3 separate regions of the Homo sapiens genome follow, and regions 2 and 3 are each linked to region 1. A link is an interaction called in ENCODE POLR2A ChIA-PET data of the cell type or tissue named here. Cell type or tissue: Caco-2. All regions are shown on one strand.

Region 1 (2,500 bases):
GGGGGACTGGTTCCAGGGCCCCTCTCAGATACCAAAATCCATGGATACTCAAGTATCTTATATAAAATGGTATAGCAGGCCGGGTGCAGTGGCTCATGCCTGTAATCCCAGCACTTTGGGATGCTGAGGCAGGCAGAGCTTGGGAGTTTGAGACCAGCCTGGGTAACATGGTGGCACCCCACCTCTACAAAAAAAAAAACAAAACACAAACATTAGCTGGGCGTGGTGGCTTGCACCTGTAGTCCCAGCTACTTGGGAGGCTGAGGCAGGAGAATCGCTTGAGCCTGGGGAGAGTGAGGCTGCAGTGAGCCAAGATCATGCCACTGTACTCCAGCCTGGGTGACAAAGTGAAACCTGTCTCAAAAACAAAACAAAACAAATAAATTGGCATCTGCATATAACCTACACAGTCCTCCTGTATGCATCTCTAGATTACTCATAATACCCAATACAATGTCAATGCTATGTACATAGTTGTTATGCTATATTGTTTATATATTGTTTAGGGGCTAATGACAAGAAAAAAAGGTCTGAATATGTTCAGTACAGACACAACTACTCTTTTTTTCCTCTGAATATTTTTTATCCATGGTTGGTTGAATCTATGGATGTGGAACCCACAGATACAGAGGGCTGACTGTATGTTACTTTTTAAAAAGGAAGAAACCCACAAAAAATAATATTTTTATCTTGTCTAAGAATAGAAAGATCTGATGTGCTCCTGGGATACCTATACCAAGAGGTGATATTCAGATTGTTAGCTAAAGGTTTAGGAATGACTAAGCAGTGCTCTTCCCATTTTTCAGACCCGCTATACCTTTGAAAGCAGGCCGTGCTAGATCAGTGTGAGAGATGAAAACGCTGACCCTGGACTGTCCGCCAGTGTTGGGCCCCTGTGTCAAGGGGAGTGCTCGTTTTCCAGGAAGGAAATAAAAGAGACCCTCTGCTCTCCACCTTGAATAAATACAACCTTTCAACTCTGACACTCATAGTCTTTTTCTGAAAGGCTTTCCTGCATTCTGGTGAACTTGTATTACATGAACTTAAGATAACAAGTGGCAATGTCTTTTCAAAGCCAGTAACATAATCCAAAGGCATGTCAAAGAATGCAGTGACTCTAGCATTTCTTAAGTGTAGGAGGCAAGAGTGACGCAAAAAGAGGCCATGCCCTGTAGCATCCAAGCTCTATCGACTTAGATCATCCTTGGAAAAAAACTCTGAAGAAATCAACAGCAGTTCATTTGTTGGTCTGTGCATTAATTCATCCAAATATTAGCACATATCCCATGCCAAGCACTGTGGGCTAAGGAGGCAAAAGGGACAGGCTGTACTCTAAAGGACTTCACAGCCTGTGGGGAAAGAGAAGCCAGTGAACAACTATAAGATGAATGTTCTGATAAAGCTATGCCTCTGGGGTAGGGGTGGAGGTGGACTGGCCTGGGGGAGGAGGTGACATCTGAGCTGGAAGGGAGTGTGAAATAGAGAACTGGAGGTACAAAGAGAAGCAGGAGGGCACAGAGGACCTTTAGGGAACCACTGGCAGCTTAACTGGTCAGAGTGCAGTTGTGAAGGAACAGAGTGGTAACAGGAAAGGGGAGAGAAACAGACAGGGACCAGCTCCCGAAGGAGTTTGTAGGCCTTGCTAAAAATTTGGATTCTATCCCCAAACTATAGGGAACTAGCTAACAGGTGAATCTAAAGATTCACCTGTTAGACTCCAACAGAAGATGGAGGTACGGGTAGGGTGGGCAGCACGAAAATAACTGGGAGGAGTTTGGTTTGTGTCTTCCTCTGTTTCACTGCCAGAGATGACCAAAAAGGGGGCACTTCTCACAATGGCAGATGCCATCAACTGAACCCTTTCCCACTGAGTGTAAATATGGCCTTGAAATCCTTCTCACTTCAACATTCCAGACAGGTACTCCCAATTGGTAGAACGGGCTTGTAAGGTCACACTCATTTGTCACCCTGGTGCTAAAGTATGAGCCCTGGGAGAGCAGGAATTTTATTGACTTTATATCACAGTTGTATCCTCAGTGCTTAGTGCAGTGTCTGAAGAACAGCAGTTGCTCAATAAGTATTTCTTAAATGGAATTGAATCTATCTTTCTCAATCTGCCTTTACTTATTTGTGGTCCTGACCTCACATCCTCCACCCCCGGGAGACATGTGTCTCACACTGTTTAGCACTGGGATGCAGCACTTATGCTCTGCACCTCTCCCTGTACCTCTTGCAGGTCCCACTGGGTGAAGGGCTGGCTAACTCAGAGACTAAATGAATTTGAGTAAAGATGTGAATGGCTGATAAGAGCTCAGTACTTTCAGAGAGAACTTGTATTTTCATAGCAGATAAGAAATGGGAGTTATGCAGACTTTCTGATATTAGAGGTGGGAACTGGAAGAAATGACTTTGAGCTTTTTCAACACCCTCTCTTCCAAAGCAGAACGATAAGACTTCTTGGCATAGGTCTTTTCCAAGAATCTTTCCAAAGCAAATGGGT
Region 2 (2,500 bases), 64 kb before region 1:
TGCTTTGCTTGCTGGCATAGTCATTTATTGCCACTGGGAATATGTCTTATTTCTTCAGGCAAAGATGAAACAAAGAAGAGAAAGTAACTGAACCAGAATAGTATTTTCCTTTTTTTTTGAGACGGAGTTTTGCTCTTGTTGCCCAGGGTGGAGTGCAATGTCACGATCTCAGCTCATCTCAACCTCTGCCTCCCGGGTTCAAGTGATTCTCCTGCCTCAGCCTCCCAAGTAGCTGGGATTACAGGCATGTGCCACCACACCCAGCTAATTTTGTATTTTTAGTAGAGATGGGGTTTCTCCATGTTGGTCAGGCTGGTCTCGAACTCCCAACCTCAGGTGATCTGCCCGCCTCGGCCTCCCAAAAAAAACCCAAAAAGCCTTTTTATTGGGAAATAGTTTCAGGCTTACAGAAAGTTATAGAAATAGTACATAGAATTCCCAAATACCTTTTACCTAGATTCCTCAAATGTCAGCCCTATTTGCTTTATCATCTTCCATCTCTGTTTATATGTATATGTGTGTGTATACATATACATTCTTTTCCTGAGACACTTGAGAGCAATTTGCCAACTTGATGACCTTTTGCTTTTAAGCCCTTTTCTAGGCTGGGCCTGGTGGCTCATGCCTGTAATCCCAGCACTTTGGGAGGCTGAGGCTGGTGGATCACATGAGATCAGGAGTTTGAGACCAGCCTGGCCAACATGGTGAAAACTCATCTCTACTAAAAATACTAAAGTTAGCCAGGTGTGGTGGCGGGTGCCTGTAATCCCAGCTACTAGGGAGGCTGAGGCAGAAGAATCACTTGAGCCCGGGAGGCAGAGGTTGGAGTGAGCCAAGATTGCGGCACTGCACTCTAGCCTGGGTGACAGAGCAAGTCTCTGTCTCAAGAATGAATGAATGAATTAATAAATAAATAAATATTTCAGTCCTTCCCCTACAAGGACATTTTCTTATCTACAGTACAGTTGTCAAAACCAAGACATTTACATTGCTACAATATTGTTATTGAGTGTTTAAATTTTGCCGATTAATCCAGTAATTTTAATTTTAAGAATAATATTTAATGGTTCATTTTTGCTTGGTTATAGCCTCCATCCCTGTGAGATCACTGCCCTGAGCCAATCCCTACAGCCCTTACGGAAGCTGCCTTTTAGAGCCTTTCGCACAGGTAAGGAGCAATTAGAGATGGTGGTGACCCTCTCTCTGCCTCAGTTTGGTCATCTGTAAATTGGGATAAACATAGGGTTGTTGTTAGAGTTAAATGAGTTAGTATGTGGAAAGTACCTGGCATGCAGTTATCACTGAAGCGTTAGGTTTTCTTTTTCTTTTTTTTTTTTTTTGAGACAGTCTTGCTCTGTCGCCCAGGCTGGAATGCAATGATGCAATCTCGGCTTACTAAACCTCCACCTCCTGGGTTTAAGCAATTCTCATTCTCCAAGTAGCTGGGACACAGATGTGCACCACCACGCCTGGCTAATTTTTATTGTTAATTTTTGTTGTTTTTTTAATATTTCAAAGACTGTGTGCATACTGGCTAATTTGTGTATTTTTAGTAGAGATGAAGTTTTGCTATGATGCCCAGGCTGGTCTCAAACTCCTGGCCTCAAGTGATCTGCCGACCTTGGCCTCCCAAAGTGTTGGCATTACAGGCCTGAGCCACCGTGCCCGGCCTCATTATGTCTTTTTGATTATAGCCATTCCGATGGGTGTGAAGGGGTCTCATTGTGGTTTTGATTTGCATTTCCCTGATTACTAATAATGTTGTATTAGTTTGCTAGGGCTGCTGTAACAAAGCAACACAAACTGGGTTGCTTGAACAGCAGACATTTGCCTCATGATTCTAGGGCTAAATGTCTGAGATCAAGGTGTCAGGGTTGCTTCCTTTGGAGGGCTGTGAGGGAGAATCTGTTCCATGCCTCTTGCCTAGCTTCCAATGTTTTGCTGGCAATCTCTGGCATTCCTTACATATAGAAGCATCACTCCAATCTCTGCCTTCAGCTTCACCTGGTATTCTCCATGTGTGCATGTCTGTTTCTAGATTTTCCCTTTTTATAAGGACACCCATCATATTGGATTTGGACACACCTTGGCAACCTCATTTTATTTTATTTATTTATTTACTTATTTATTTTTTTGAGATGGAGTCTCGCTCTGTCGCCCAGGCTGAGTGCAGTGGTGGGATCTCGGCTCACTGCAAGCTCCGCATCCTGGGTTCATGTCATTCTCCTGCCTCAGCCTCCCGAGTAGCTGGGGCTACAGGCACCCACCACCATGCCTGGCTAATTTTTTGTATTTTTAGTAGAGACGGGGTTTCACCGTGTTAGCCAGGATGGTCCCGATCTCCTGACCTCGTGATCCGCCTGCCTCGGCCTCCCAAAGTCCTGGGATTACAGGCCTGAGCCACCATGCCCAGCCTGCAACCTCATTTTAACTTGATAATCTCTGTAAAGACCCTCTCTCCAGCCAACTAAGGGCACCTTCTAAGGTACTCAGGGTTAGA
Region 3 (2,500 bases), 160 kb before region 1:
GCATTCCAGCCTGGGCCACAGAGACCCTATCTCCAAAAAAAAAAGTTCAACATACAGATAAGTCATTGGTGATCCTATTGTCCAAGGTAACACTGTGATACTTGGCTTATATATATATATATATTTTTTTTTTTTTTTTTTTAAACTGAGTCTCCCTCTCACCCAGGCTGAAGTGCAATGGCGCGATCTCTGCTCGCTGCAACCTCTGCCTCCCAGGTTCAAGCGATTCTCGTGCCTTAGCCTCCCAAGTAGCTGAGATTACAGGCTCCTGCCACCACGCCCAGCTAATTTTTGCATTTTTTAGTAGAGATAGGGTTTCACCATGTTGGCCAGGCTGGTCTTGAACTCCTGACCTCAAGTGATCTACCCGCCTCAGCCTCCCAAAGTGCTGGTATTACAGGCATGAGCCACCACGCCCGGCTGTAGAGATGTATTTCTACATCATCCTTTTAGATTGCTCCATTGCATTCAGGAATTTAAAGAACTTGAATGTCTTCTCAAAATCGGGTTCTGTCACTGCAGTCTTGTGGCATTACCAATATTTTGATAGATGGTGTGAGCTACTGAGCTGAAAATAAGTTTATTTTTATTTTTTATTTTTTATTTTTTGAGACGGAGTCTCGCTCTGTCGCCCAGGCTGGAGTGCAGTGGCACAATCTCCGCTCACTGCAAACTCTGCCTCCCAGGTTCATGCCATTCTCCTGCCTCAGCCTCCCGAGTAGCTGGGACTACAGGCGCCCCTCACCACACCCGGCTAATTTTTTGTATTTTTAGTAGAGACAGGGTTTCACTGTGTTAGCCAGGATGGTCTCGATCTCCTGACCTCGTGATCCGCCTGCCTTGTCCTCCCAAAGTGCTGGGATTACAGGCGTGAGCCAAAGCACCCGGCCATGTTTAACCTGCCACTCTAGGCTTGCATTTAATATCACCTCACCTCTTAGGGTTCCAGCTGTTCTTGGTAACGTATCTGCAATTCTGTTCAGAAATTTGAGGACCCAGAATTAGTCCAGGAGAAAAAGGAGGGGGTGTCTGTTTTGGTTCTCTAGCCAATGTGCCTAGTTGTTTTACAGGTTGAAATTCTTAGAATTTGGTCCAAACAAGAGTATCAAGAGGTGAACCATTTTATGTGATTATCAGTATTCACTGTTTATGATAAAGATCTGTTTAGTAAACCTGTATTTGTGTATGACCGTATGTGGAGCAACATTTGGAACAAATGTTGAGCTAGAACTGTGGGGATGGAAATGAATATGATTTACTAGAAACACTGCAGGGAGTTGAGTCCACAGGCTGCAAGTGCTGATTGAATGGTGAGGGGAAGTCAGATATGGTTATGGCTGGGGATTCAAATCTAAGCTCTAGAATATTGATGGTGCCTTTTCTGAGAAGCAACAGGATTAAGAATCAGCATGTGGCTAGTCACAGTGGCTCACGCTTGTAATTCCAGCACTTTTGGGAGGCTGAGGTGGGAGGATTGCTTGAACCCAGGAGTTTGAGACCAGCCTGGGCAACATAACAAGACATACAAAATTATCTACAAAAATAAAAAAGTAGGCCGGGCATAGTGGCTCACGCCTGTAATCCCAGCACTTTGGGAGACCAAGGCGGACTGATCACCTGAGGTTGGGAGTTTGAGATCAGCCTGACCAACATAGAGAAACCCCATCTCTATTAAAAAATACAAAATTAGCTGGGTGTGGTGGCAAATGCCTGTAATCCCAGCTACTCAGGAGGCTGGGGCGGGAGAATCTCTTGAACCTGGGAGGTGGAGATTGTGGTGAGCTAAGATCGCACTGTTGCACTCCAGCCTGGGCAACAAGAGCGAAACTCCATCCCAAAAAAAAAAAAAAAATTAACCAGGCATGCTGAGGCAGAAGGAGTTCAAGGTTATAGTGAGCTATGATCGCACCACCACACTCCAGCCTGGGCGACACAGCAAGACCCTGTCTTTTTTTTTTTTTTTTTAATGAATGAGCATGTAAGTTTGCTGAGGGCGTCTTATTTATACCTGTTTCTCAAAGCTGTTTGCGTGTAGAAAGACTCAAAGACTCAGTTATTCAATAGATTGAATGAATTCTGTTTTAAACTTGGTAAGTTTTGGGGGTGCCATTCTTGCAAGTGAAATGTAGGTTAGGAATTGAAAGAAAGGTTGGGGTCAAGGTCAGGTTCTTTTTTTTTTTTTTCGAGGCAGGGTCTCACTGTGTCACCCAGTCTGGAGTGCAGTGGCCCCATCTCAGGTCACTGCAGCCTCCGCCTTCCAGGTTCAAGCGATTCTCCTGCCTCAGCCTCCCAAGTAGCTGGGATTACAGGCGTTCGCCAACATGCCCAGCTAATTTTTTGGATTTTTAGTAGAGACAGGGTTTCACCATGTTGGCCATTCTGGTCTGGAACTCCTGACCTCAAGTGATCCACCCACCTTGGCCTCCCAAAGTGCTGAGATTACAGGCTTGAGCCACCGCTCCCGGCCAGGTTCTTTTTTAAAAGAAATCATTTTTTTAAG

What was found. Peaks named below come from ENCODE experiments on the same cell type or tissue, not always from the same donor. Only the 100,000 strongest peaks of a DNase experiment are listed, where the experiment ranks them.
Region 2: POLR2A ChIA-PET joins it to region 1 with 7 read pairs; 3 of 35 experiments call an interaction of 5 or more read pairs at or near these places.
Region 3: POLR2A ChIA-PET joins it to region 1 with 5 read pairs; 3 of 35 experiments call an interaction of 5 or more read pairs at or near these places.

What each region holds. Positions count from the first base shown.
Region 1 is chr22:31,585,182-31,587,681 of GRCh38, reverse strand. All of the region lies in intron 14 of SFI1 (SFI1 centrin binding protein), which reads right to left. Among named protein-coding and RNA genes, the nearest start is that of MIR7109, 35 kb to the left of the region's middle. In Caco-2, no CTCF peak of the experiment used is centred here; DNase peaks (open chromatin) are centred at 872 and 1,160.
Region 2 is chr22:31,649,367-31,651,866 of GRCh38, reverse strand. It overlaps PISD (phosphatidylserine decarboxylase), which reads left to right. Exons shown (of 8, transcript NM_001326411.2): 2 at 1,089-1,168. Among named protein-coding and RNA genes, the nearest start is that of PISD, 12 kb to the left of the region's middle. In Caco-2, no CTCF peak of the experiment used is centred here; a DNase peak (open chromatin) is centred at 1,377.
Region 3 is chr22:31,743,486-31,745,985 of GRCh38, reverse strand. All of the region lies in intron 1 of PRR14L (proline rich 14 like), which reads left to right. Among named protein-coding and RNA genes, the nearest start is that of PRR14L, 5.4 kb to the left of the region's middle. In Caco-2, no CTCF peak of the experiment used is centred here; no DNase peak of the experiment used is centred here.